Regions from separate parts of the Mus musculus genome. Here region 2 is linked to region 1. The links are chromatin contacts, found by POLR2A ChIA-PET in ENCODE. All regions are on one chromosome and are shown on one strand. The core of a region is the stretch at or near the end of the contact, and the rest is flanking DNA. Distances in the headings are between cores, read along the strand shown.

Region 1 (6,490 bases), core at 1,147-3,646:
CAGGAAGATCAGGAGTTCAAGGCCATCCTTGGCTACCCAGAAAGTATGAGGGCAGCCTGGGGTACATTATACCCTGCCTTAAAAGTAATAATAGCATACATAAAATGTGGTGCATCCTTTAATCCCAGCACTTGGGAGATAGAGGCAGGGGGATCTCTGAGTTCATCAGTCCAATCTACAGAGTTCCAGGAGAGCCAGGGCTACACAGAGAAACCTCGTCTCAGAAAACCAAAATTAATTAATTAATGATTAATAAATACATACTCCCTGACCCCTAGATGACGTCAGAAAGTTAAACAATTACCAGAGCATATTCTTCAGAGATAAGATCAAGGGCAGTGCTTATCCATATATCCCCACCCCAATAGAAAGCATCTCCTGGAACACAAGGCTACGTCTTCCTGTCTCCTCCTTTCCCTTGCCTCTCCATACTTGGCACTATTGAAGAATCAGCAGCATGGGCCCTGGAGATTGCACTCAGGCTTGGCAGCCCGCTTCTCTGCCCACTGAACCATTACCAGCTCAGACAAGAGGCACTTCCCTCCTCCAGGGCTCCCACTAAGACCCACCCAGTCTTCTGGCAGGTCTGTTTAAGTGGCTCATCCTCTGGAAGGTTCTTTTAACATGACCTCCGTTCCAAGCCCATTTCCCCAGGTTCGCATATCACTTCTCCAAATGTTGCTCAGATGCCCACTAGATTCTGCTCCCCAAAGGCCAGGCAAGAACCGGGGGAGGCATATCCGATTCCAGACGGGGCTGGTAGTACACTTTATCCATCCAGCAAAGAGGTAGAGGCCAGGGAAGAGAGTCGGCCAGCCATCGCCAGCTCTCGTGTGTGGCTATGCTCTTTGGTTCTCGTTTGTTACCACCAGCAGCCTTGCTTTCTCTGTCACTGTCCCCAACCAGACTGAGTCACTGAACTTGCTACCATCCTGCTTCAGCCTCCAGGTCCCTGGGAATACAGGCCTGCTCAAGGACAGCTAGGACACTGAACTTATACTTTATTGCTGGAGAACTTCACATTCATGCCAAGTGTTTTTGAACAAATCCAACCAGTTCCCTCCCTTCCAGTTCCTTCTCTAACCCCCTCCCCAACTTTTTGTTTGCATGGTTGTTATTTTGTTTTTTGGTTTTTTTTTTAACAGAGTTTCATGTTGGCCTCAAACTCACATCAATCCTTCTGCTGCAGCCTCCGGAATATTTTTTATGTGTGTAGCATGCGTTCGAATGTATGTAGGTGCATATATGTGCACGTCTGTATGTGTATGGGTCCTTACTTTTACATTTTTATCATTTTAAATGTTTATTTCTGTGTCTCCGTGGGTACCTGCACACGAATGCCTGCGGCAATGGCTATGCCTGAAGCTAGAGTTTCAGGGGGTTGTGGGCCACCTGCTAGCGTCTCAGGATCGAAGCTCTGCAAGAGCAGCAAGTGCTCTTAACCAGAGTCATCCCTCCAGCTCTGATCCTGAACTTTAGAATAGTTATTATTTTTTTAATCGTGTGTTGTGCGGATTTTAGTAAGAAAGGAAGGAAAAGAAGGGGGGAGCAGGAAAAGCAAGAAGAAGAGTTGCAGAACCGTGCTCCCTGCACTGCTGGAGAGTTTGAGGGGTAGAGACAAGCCCAAAGCCTGAGGCACGGTCACCAAACGTTTCTTCCTCCGTCCCAGACCTAGGATCGCGGTCCTGCACATCGCCTGGTGCCATGACAACGCGAGTACTCGCTCCTCCGAGCGGGTTGTGTGAGAAGCCTGGAACCTCAACAAGGCTCTGTGTAACTTGTCGGAAGGGCGGCTCTGGAGGAAACAGGTGGGGAGATGCTGCCCACCCCGCCCCGGGACGCCCCGGGACCCCAGCCGGCCTCTTCCAGGGGGCAGGAAAGTTGGGCCTGGCTGAGGTCAGGAGCTCCGGGGCCGCCTGACCTGCTGCGCGACTTCTGTCAGGCTCCCCGGCAGGACGTCCGACCGGAGCCCCACCTGGGATAACGGGTACTTCTAACCTAGAGCCTGTCCTCCGGGCGAGCGCTCCAAGAGTCCTTCTAGTACCGGGTTGCTAGGGGCGGTCCCAAGATTCCGCCTAATCCTGGTGACCGTCTGTCCTAGCGCTAGGTCCCGGAAGTGGGCAAAGCTAACGGTGGGGAGGGGCGGGGCAAGGGGCGGGGTAGGAGGCGGGGGAAGGAACGGCCTGATAAAGTGAAGCCGGGCCTCTCTCGCGAGATCTCGGAAGTGGCCGGAGCCCAGAGATGACTTCTTTGGAGCCGGAGAGAATCGTGACGTCAGGCCTCGCTCGCCGGGTCTAGGGCGTGCTAGACAAGGAACCACACGGCCGAGCCTGTCTCGCGAGATTTGGCTCAAGCTTCTTGCGCTTCTCTCGCGAGATCAGGTGGCTCTGGACCGGGCGGCCACTGCGCAGAGTGGAGGTCGTTGGAGTCACTCGTCTTCTTGTAGCTCCTGCCAGTAGCTCCGTGTCCCGCCCGCCCTAGCCATGCTGTCCGCTCTCGCCCGTCCTGCCGGCGCCGCTCTCCGCCGCAGCTTCAGCACTTCGGCCCAGGTACAAGGGGCTGCCTGCCTAGGAAGGAACTCCGGGGGCGGCACACGCGTCCCCGGAGCTCGGCGTTTCTTAACCATCCAAGGCTCACTCTGGACGTCTGGGCCGCCCGGCTCACATCCCGACCAACATGGAAGGGGGACAGAGTCAGTCCAGGTTTCCTCCATAGTCTGCGCTCCACGTAGGTGCAGAAGCCGAGGCTCGCGGTCCGGATGCGAGTTGCATTATATGCAACTTTGCATTGCTTCGACTTAACTGATTTTCTCCTTGAAGCCTCCATGGATGTGAGGCACCAGGAGAGAAATAACGCGGACGTTAACTTCGTAGTGCCGGGGGCTCCGAGGGTGGAGAACGGATCAGGGTCACAGTAGTTTGGGAGATTCGATTGAAATTAGCACAGTCAGTGGCCTTCCCGCCCAGGGATTGCTTGCTTTATGTCCGTTTATGTGGACCAGGCTGGCCTCGAACTCACGGAGTCCAGTCTCTGCCTCAGTACCGGCATTAAAGATGTGCATCAAGCATCGTTTTTCAGAGTGTGTGTGGTGTCATGTGCACATGATTGTACAGAGGCCAGAGAAGGACATCGGTGTCTTGGCCATCACACACTAGACCAGCGAGCGGTTCTCAACCTTGGGATCGAATGACCCTTTCACAGGGGTCCCGTAGCAAATGTTTACATTACGACTCATAACCGTAACAGAATTTCAGTTACGAAGTAGCAATTTTATTTTTAAAAGTAATTTTATGGTTGAAGGGTTCACCTCAACATGAGGAACTGTATTAAAGGGTTGCAGCATTAGGAAGCTTAAGAACCCCTGTTGTAGACTTTATTTATTTATTTATTTATTTATTTATGAGAGTGAGAAGGCCTTTGATGAACCTGCCAGGCAGGGGAACCGGGCTTTGAACTCAGGTCCTTATGCACTTACCCACTGAACCATCTCCTCCACTGGATCTCTTTTGAATTATTCTTGGAGGATCATCCTTGCTTTGGGTAGACTTGGCCTAGGACAGTTACAGCTAAGCTATTTATAGTCAATCTTCTCCTGGGCCAGGGCCTCTTTAACTAGTGCATGTCGGAATCAGTAAAGGAGACCCAGGATCGTGTCAAGAGGGCAGGGTCAGTATTTTTTACAAATCTCTAGCAAAATTGATACAACCAAGGCTTGAGAAACAATTACCATGCTCCGGAGGAGAACTGATCATTCCAGGGAAGTCTACATTTCTTACCATCTAGGTCAGGTCTTCCTGTTTCCCATTCAGTCCATTCATTGAAAAATAAAGATGCAAGGGGCTGGAGAGGTGCTCACAGTTAAAAGTGCTTGCTGATTTTGCAGAGACTAGAGTTTGGTTCCCAGGACCCAAGGCAGGTGACTCCAACCACCAGAGGGTCTGAAGCCTTCTTCTGCCCTCCGTGGGTACCTGCACATAAACACACACACCAAAAAATAATCCAGCTAACATATTACACCCTGGGTGTGGTGATGCATGCTTGTAACCCCAGCCACTCAGGAGTTCCAGACAGGAAGATTAAAAGTTTGAAACCCGCCCCGGTGACTTAGGAGGACTCTGAAAAGAAACTAGCACTAGGGTATACATAGTTCAGTGGTAAACACATGTGAGGCATGCACAAAGCTCTGGGTGCTCAGATACAAAGATGAATGGGAAGTCTGGGGTGGGTCACAGACGAGTTAACCTGAACAGTAGAGTAGGGTTAGCTCAGCAGAGATGGTGAATAATAGTGTGGTTAAGTGCCGTGTGGGGGTGGGGGGGGGTGTGTGTGGAGGATGGAACTCGGGCCATACTCATGCTAAGCGAATATTGTGCCACTGAGGAAGGAAGTTGAGATCTTTTTAGTTGGGGGAAGGGCCGTGTGGGTCTGTGCGTGTGCACATCACAGCACAGTAGCATGCAGAGGACAACTTGCTGGAGTCTGTTTTTTCATCGTGTGGGAAAGATTCGAGATTGAACTCATGTCCTTGAGCTTTTGAAGCAAGTGATTTTACTTGCCTAGCCATCCCACAATCACAGGACCAGCATCAGGAATGTGACATTTCAGTGACAACCAGAAGAAAGCATAGATTATCTGTAGAAAGAATTGCAGGCAGGTGGATGGAGACTGTCCAGCATATGGGGCAGGGAGATGTGGAATAATAAAAGGAGGAATGGAGAGAACCCAGCAAGCCTTGTAAAACCTTAAAAGTGAGGTACCATTTTGAACAGAGCAAGTACTTGGTAGGTAGGGGAGACAGGTAAGGGGTCACTGTGATGTGACTCTGTAGGTATGGTGAAAATCGGTGGAGCTCACGGAATTTGCTGATCGGATAAGGGAAAGTGGAGTCGTGGGTGGTGGTAGGGTTTGGTATTTACTGAGATGAGGAAGAGTTCTGGAAGAGCTTGCTAGAGGTAGCACTCAGTGGCGGCATGCCTGTCTGGAGTCATCTAGGGAGGGGCTGGTGGTGTGGCTCAGTAGGAAAGCCCCTGCCTAGAATCCCCAGTGAGGGTCTGGGGGATGTGGCTTGGTGGTACAGTGTAAAGACTTTGGAGAAAAAGCAATCGAGGGTATTTTAAAAAATTCAGTGGCTTGGCTTTCAGTAGATTTAGAAACACAAAAAGAAAATACCAGTAGCTCTTGAGAAAACAGTGGAGTAAATCCAAAGACAACGGGCACTAAGGGTGTTTGGGCTGTGCTGTCTCAATGGAAAAATGTAGTCAAGGGCTTCAGAGTGACTCTCCCCCACCCCATGTGTTTATTTCTAATCTGTATGTGCGTTCGTGTAGTAGAAACACAAACCTAGAAGTTTTAGTAGAAACAAACCTAGAAGTTTTGAACAGACTTAGATGTTGAAAGCAGAAGTTGTGAATGAATTGTGTTACGGTTCTGTCCATCCTCAGTATAGTTGCTAGGCAGTGGGCAGTTGACAGTGACTCTGGGCTCTCAGCAAAGGTCAGTGGAGTTGGAAGGAACCACCACACTAGTGCCTTGGAGAAATCCCACTGGGGTGACAGTGACTCAGGGTAAAGGAGTTGGGAGACAAGGAGACAGGCAGGTTGGAGGCCAGGTTCTTCATACACTGGTTCCTTTTTAGGGTTTTGGAGACAGGGCCTCTCTGCACAGCACAGGCTGTTCTCTAACTCAGAACTCTCCTGCCTCTGCCTCCTGCCGGGACTATAGGTGTGTATCCCCTTTTCTTCTTCCAGCTCTCAGAATGGAACCCAGGTCTCCTACGTGCTTGGCAAGCACTCTATCACTGAGCCCCACCCCAACCTTGGGCTTTGGGTTTTGATAACTGAAACCCATTATTACTTATTACAGCATTAATTACTGTCTAATTACATTTCCTGCTGTGTAGCCCTGTGGCCTCCACCCACAGGGCCAGCCAGCCTTGGACTGAAAACATTCAAAAAAGAAAAAAATAGGAACTGAAGAGACAGCTCAAAGGTTAAGAGCAGTTGCTGCTCTTCCAGAGGACCTGAGTTTAGTTCCCAGCACCCACACTGGGTGTCTCACAACTGCTCTGATGCCCTCTGTGGTCTGGACACGCACATGCATGGATGACATGCGTTCCTGCAGATACATACGTAACATACATAAGTAGGAATGTAGAAGTCTTTCAAAATATATTACTTGCATAGTGAACATGTGCAAACTTTTCTTGTTGTTATTCCTTAATTCTGTTTTCACAGGCCTCTGCATATTTATATTGTATTAAGTGTTATAAGCAATCTTTTTATTTTTAACTTTTATTACATGTGGCTATGTATGAAGGTCAGAAAACAGGTTCCTGGAGTTGGTTTCTTGCTCCACGTGTGGGTCCTAAGGATGGAAATCAGGTCCTCTCCTTTCCAGCAAGCACCTCTACTTGCTAGGTTATACTGCCAGTCCACAAGTCATCTTGAGATGGTTTAGAGTACAGGTGCACGGGGCTGAGGATGGAGTTCAG
Region 2 (6,490 bases), core at 1,007-3,506, 160 kb after region 1:
TGAATGGGCTTGCCTAGATGTCATTGCCCATTTCTAAAAGAAAATAAAATTTTCATTTTGGGGACCAAGGCCCATCTGGTAGAAGATGAAGTGTTCAATGCCACCTGGCTTATCAGCTCATTTCTGCATTACCTTGGACAAATGCCATCTGAAAACTCCCTACCAGCCCTTAGGTGCATTGCAGCCTCTGTGTCATTGTGTGTGACATCACTGGGTTGCTATGGATATAGGTGCGAGGTCACTCGCTCTCCTGTGGAACTAGAAATAGGGGAAAATTAGAGTCTAGATATCACAAACTGAAGACATTTCCAGCATTAGTGACCTACTGAGAGTCCAGTTTGTATCCTTTAATGGTTTAACTGTTATTTAAAAAAGGCAACTGTAACAACACACTAATACAATAGTATTTCTGGTTTTAAAACCAATTATTTTTTGTAAAACAAAAAACATCTGTAGCTTATTTAATTAGGAAAGGATAAGCACCTGGCCTTTTGAAAAAACAAAGAAAAAAAATCATTTAAAATTAAATAGTCTCTCTCTCTCTCTCTCTCCGGGTTTCATTTGTAAGGTTTAACAGGGAGGGGGCACTCCAGCACCCACTTTACACCAGAGATGTATTTAACAACCTTTGTTACATAAGATAGGAAGTTAGATATTAACAGAGTGGAAAACCCAATTATTAATTTTTGAAAACTGTAATAGTAATTTTTCTACTGAATTTTGGAATATTGAGCACCTCCCCCCCACCCCCGCTGGCAAACTGGTCCCCAATTCATTAATAAATTGAGAGTAACTGACAAAATGGTGCAACTAGTTAGGATTTTGCATCTCAGACAAAAATGCGACAGTATTCCCTTCTCGTCAGAACGAGGATACATTAGGTCAGAAGAAAAAAAGCCTCGGATACATTTAACAAAAAAAAAAAAAATTCTTTTAAAAAGACTTTTTCCCCTTTAAAATAAATCCTCCCAGCCTCCACCCAGTCTAGGCTCTCTGCAATATGACAAATGCAGAATCTTCTGGAATGACTTGATACTGCCTCCCACCACCGCTTTGTTTGCAGTATCAGATCAGACAGAATATTTTTTTACACTCAAACGAATTTCTGCAGACTCGTGCCTGCAATTAAAAGAGAAACTGCATATCTCAGTCAGTTAACATTCAAAGGCATTATAGTTAACCCTTTGAAATGGAAAATAAATAAAATGAAAAATGAAGATGCTATATAGAGGGCCATGAATGGGAATGCCAGCAACACACATATCCCTCCCTTCCTAACAGACTTGCTTTGGGGAATGGTTAAAAGGAAGCCTTTTGTTAAAAAAAAAAAAAACAAAAAAAAAAACGTGAGAAAGGTGGTTTCGATTTTACATCATTGAGGCTGGGTTTTTTTTTCTTTTTTCTTTTAGGAGAGGGGGTCCTACATTTTTTTTCTTCCCGAAACGTCTTTAAAGGATGTGTCAGTGGGAAAGATTGGGGGGGGGGGTGATGGAGTGGGGAGGCGGCAAACTGGGAGACCTGCTGAGTGAATGGGGAAGGCGCCGCCCAGACACCAGGGAGAGAAAGAGGAACCGCATCCATGCGGTCCCCCCGCCCCCACGCCTAAACTGGGAGGAGGGGAAGTGGGGCACAAAGGATGCGCACGGCCCCCAACTCAGGTCTCTGGACATTCAGGGTCACAGAGAGACCCCCACCCCACAGCAGAAACCAGCCACGCAAGACCCCGCCCCAGCCCCGAACTCGGAGAGGCTGGGAAAGAGGCCGCGTCACCACTCGGGTGCATGAGCCCCCGTCCCCAACCCCTCCAAGGAGTGAGATGGAGAGGTGACCCTATAGTCGTGACAAGACAACATGCCCCTGGAGCATGCCTTCCACGCCGAGGAACGCGGTGTCGGGAGAGGCTGGGGCGAGGCAGGGGGGAGGGGAGGAGACACTCACGTTCTTCATGGCCGCGGCCATATCGTCGTAGCGCTCCGCCTGCTCGGCCAGCCGGGCTTTCTGCACCAGTTGCTCGCGGTCCACCATCTTCACAGGGCTGAAGAGGATCGGCTGGAAAGAAGGAAACCGAAGACCGCCTTGAAGGGCTTCAGGAAAAGAGAGGAGCGGCTTGGAGCTCGTGTGTCGGAGGGACCGACCCACGAAGCAAGCTACTGAGACGAGGAGGAGAAGGAGGCGGCACGAGCTGCGACCGCGGGACCCGGCGCAAGGAGGCTGCGGCTCCAATGCGTGCCGCGGGCGGACAACCCCCTGCGGTCCCGCCCACACGGGTGACGTAAAAGTCACCGCCTACTCGCGCATGCGCGCGCCCCGCCCGGTCCCGCCCGGTCCTGCATTTACTGGGCTTCTCTTCTACTGGAACATTCGCGGTGGCTCTTTGCGATTTTCTCAGTGTATCCCCAGTACTACACTGCTCCCTAATGTGCCCCTTTCTTCACTTTACCGTAAATCCTCAGCTTCATCAAACCCACCTCTCCTTGCCCCCTGGGGGCCTCTCCCCCCCCCTTTTTTTTTTTTTTTTTTTTTTTTTTGCATAGCTTCTGGCGCGTGACCTCCTGGGAATTGTAGTTTGACCTGCAGCAAGCTGAATTACAGAGCAGACCAAGGACAAAGGGGTGGTGGAGACTACATCTCCCAGTGGGCATTGCGCGCAGGCAGAGGCGGACCGGATGGGGGGCAGGGTCTAACCCGCAGCCGCTGGGGACCCCTGGCGGGGAAGCAGTCTACACTAGCCTAAGCGAGTGCTGATTCACGGCCTCGCCCCATAGCCTCTGGGCAGTTGGAAGGAAAGAAAAGGTCAAGGCCTTAGATCTGGACTCTCTGAAACTGAAGTAACTGGTCATGGTGGAGGGGTAGGGGAAAAACACGAATATAAAGTAGGCAGAAGAAGTACAGACACCGTAAATCCAAACTGCCCAACCACCACCATGGAAAAGATGGAAAAGGTGAACCTGTCCTAGAGATGGCCGCGTGAATGATGCAACCCTTGGACAACTGTCTAACACACACCCACCATGGTTGCAGTCTCCAGTGATGCACTTTAACATCGGACTTAACTGGATGAAATCATAGAATGACACATATCCGCCCGGTATATTGCCTATTTTCCCTAAATGGTGTAGCTGCCTGCAGACTGACCCTGGGGGACTCCCTTCTTCCTCTCCAGTGAACTGGACCAACGCCTGCCTGAACGCACACCCGCTATAGTTTTGACTGCGTATTTTATTTTCATTGTGTTTTTATGAGTTGTTTGGTTTGAAGTAGGGTCTTACACTTCTTAAGGTGACTCTAGACGAAGTTCTGGAATTATAGGCATGCACCAACACAATGGCCTTGACTGTAGAGTTTTGCTTCATCCATTCAACACGTTGAGCACCGGCCCAGTTCCAATGACTTTGTACATTAGCACACAACAATACACAAAGCAGACAAAGCACTCGGCTCAAAAAAAAAAAAAAAAAAAAAAAAAGGAGACAACTGTTTGAACCCACAACAAGCAGCTGACTAACTTTTAACATACCAAAGTGAACCTGGCCTCCAGGTTCTCCAGGCCAGCTGGGGCACAGGGGGAGGGGCTGCCCTTTGCCCAGGGGCTCTTCCCTATATAATCCAGACTTTTTGTTTACCCACCCCTTGTTTTGCTCCTTTTGTACCTTTGGCTTCCTGGCTGGTTCCCCTTTCTTCATGGTTCAGGGTCATGACCACTCTGGACTCTTCCAGATGTGTCTGCGTCTGGCTATGCCTCTTTTATATCTTTTTTTTTTTTCCCCGAGACAGGGTTTCTCTGTGTAGCCATGGCTGTCCTGGAACTCACTCTGTAGACCAGGTTGGCCTCGAACCCAGAAATCTGCCTGCCTCTGCCTCCCAAGTGCTGGGATTAAAGGCATGCGCTGCCACCTTGCCCCTTTTTTACCTGTAATAAACTCTCTCCTTAGCCGTACCTTAGGACCACTCATATCCTTTCCTTTCTTTTTTATTAATTTGTTTTACACTCAACAATCAGGATTGGTCTTTAATCCCAGCATCAGGAAGGCAGAGGCAGCCAGATTGCTGGTAATTCCAGCCCAGACAGCATCTCAAAGATGAATGAATGAATGAATGAATGGGAAAAGATGAAAGGCTCAAGAAGTGGCTCCGTGGTTAATCTTGCTGGCTGATCCCCCAGAGAGCCCCAAGTTCGGTCCCTAGCACCCAGTCTACTGGCTTATAACTGCCTGTGATTCTAGCTCTGGAGAATCTGATAGCCTTTTCCAGCCTCATTGGGCACACAAATGTAACAAACACATAAATAAAAATAAATCTTGAAGCCAGGTGTGTGACACAAGCCTTTAATTCCATCACAAAGGAAGCAGAGGTAGGCAGATCTATGAGTTCACGGCCAGCTTGGCCTACAAAGCAAATTCCAGGACAGCCAGGGCTACACAGAGAAACCCTGTCTCGAAAAAACAAAAAAACAAAACAAACCAAAACAAACAAAAGTTTTTAAAAAATCAACCCTGCCAGGTGGTGGCGCATACCTTTAATCCCAGAACTCGGGAGGCAGAGGCAGGCTGAGTTCGAGGCCAGCCTGATCTACAGAGTGAGTTCCAGAACAGCCAGGGCTATACAGAGAAACCCTGTCTATGAAAAAAAAAAAAAAAAATTCAACCTCTGGGCCCAGAGCGAGTAAGGACCAGAGCAAGAGGGAGAAGGGAAGGGAAAGGAAAGAAAAAAATCAACCTCTAGCACCACACAAAGTATTTTCAGGTGGGTGGTGGCACACACCTTTGATCGAGGTATTTGGGAGGCAAAGGCAGGTGGATCTCTGTGAGTTTAAGGCCAGGTTCTGTGGAGTGAGTTCCAGGACAGTCAGGAGTACACAGTAAAAGCCATGTCTTGGAAAACAAAACAAACGAAGAAAAAACAACTTTCAACTGGAGGGAGGTTCTAAGAAAGATTCTACAATGGGGTCAGCAACATTTCCACCTGAGCCCTCATAGACTAAAGGAAGCATGGGAAACAGTAGGAAGGGTGCTCGACTTGCAAACAAGGCTTAAGCCTAAACCCAGCACCTACAGTTTCAAAGCAAACAAACAAACAAACAAACAAACCTGGGTGTGGTAACACAGATGTGTAATGCCAGCCTGGTGAAGGCTGAGAAGACTCATGGGGGCTCCCTGGCCAGCAAACCTAACCTACTTGGCAAGTTCCAGGCCAGTGAGAGAGCCTGCGGACGGACACCTGCAGAGCAGGCTCAAACTCACACAGATTATCCTGCCTCTGCCTCCCTAGTGCTGGAATCAAAGGTATTCACTGTCATTTACCTGGAACACTGGGACAGATTTATCGATAGGTGGTCTGACTGTTTGGTGTTTCATGAAATTCTAATGGTGTCAGGACTGAGACTATAAGGGACATAAAGTAGCATGCTAAGTCATTCAACGTTGGAGTTTGATGATTTCATTGGTAGTTTTTACTGTGCTGAGACTGCCACCCAGGGTCTCACATGGATGCTCCCAACTGAATCCTGTCCCTCGCCCCCTAAAATAGTGTTTTTGTATTCACCTAGCCCCTCCCCTGCTCAGGAACTAAGTCATTTTAAAATAATAAATGAAGCGTCTTTATTATTTTCCTCGTTGATGTTGTTTGTTTGATTGGTGGGCTGATTACATGGTGGAAGTCTGTTTTTCCAACTTTCCCTTTATTTTAGAAAATGCGGGTGGTTTTTCTGTTCTGAGATCTGGCCTCATATAGTTCAGAGGAACTTTGACCTGTGTAGCCAAGGATAAGCTTGGATATGTCCTATAAACTAAGGGTAACTCCTAATCCTCTCACCTCTGCCTCCTCGGGTCTATCACCTGTTTGGTTTTGCGTTTATTTGTTTTTTTGGTTTTTTTTTCCTTTTGAAATAGTCTCACTCTGTAGCCAAGCTAGTCTGAAGCTCTCTATGTAACCCAGGCTGGCCTTGAACTCCTAGCCTTCTGTGTGCCTTAGGCCTCAGAATACAGGGGTGACAGCAGTGATCCAACATACTCTCCACAGGATATTTTAACAATGGTAGAAAATAGTCAGATCTGCATATTGTCTTCATCGCTATTGAAGGATCAGAAATTACCACAGGACCTGGTAGATCAGAAGCATACAGAGCATGGTACATCAAGCAATGAATGAAGGGCCTAGGGAGAGAGCTCAAAAGTTAAAAGCATTTGCTGCTCTTGCAGGGGACCCCAGTTCAAGTCTCAGCACCCACATGGCAGGTGACAACCATCTGTTACTCCAGGTCCAGGGACTCTGATGTCTTCTTCTGATCTCCACAGGCACCAGGTACACATACCTTGCACATGCATGCATGCAGGCCAAGCACTCAGACACATACAATGATAAATAAATTGAACAGTATACACCAGTGAATGACATAGGCACCGGACAGGTCACAGCATTCATGACAAACCCCTCTAATCCTACTGTTTGGAAGATTGAGGCAGGAGGATTGTCCATAAATTTAAGACCAGAC

What was found. ChIA-PET counts read pairs that join two places held with the same protein, here RNA polymerase II (POLR2A).
Region 2: POLR2A ChIA-PET joins it to region 1 with 15 read pairs in embryonic stem cell. The contact joins the promoter of Ywhag here to the promoter of Mdh2 in region 1. POLR2A ChIA-PET finds 5 or more read pairs at or near these places in 4 of 5 experiments (Patski and embryonic stem cell).

The regions. Positions count from the first base shown.
Region 1 is chr5:135,776,253-135,782,742 of GRCm38, forward strand. It overlaps Mdh2 (malate dehydrogenase 2, NAD (mitochondrial)), which reads left to right and starts at 2,397. Exons shown (of 9, transcript NM_008617.2): 1 at 2,397-2,549. The coding sequence starts at 2,484. Styxl1 (serine/threonine/tyrosine interacting-like 1) reads right to left here and starts at 2,133. Exons shown (of 9, transcript NM_029659.4): 1 at 1,999-2,133. It overlaps Gm30205 (a long non-coding RNA gene), which reads left to right. Exons shown (of 5, transcript XR_003955810.1): 5 at 1,670-1,732.
Region 2 is chr5:135,932,385-135,938,874 of GRCm38, forward strand. Ywhag (tyrosine 3-monooxygenase/tryptophan 5-monooxygenase activation protein, gamma polypeptide) reads right to left here and starts at 2,257. Exons shown (of 2, transcript NM_018871.3): 1 at 1,939-2,257. The coding sequence starts at 2,025. Gm40346 (a long non-coding RNA gene) reads right to left here and starts at 1,932. Exons shown (of 2, transcript XR_868594.2): 1 at 133-1,932.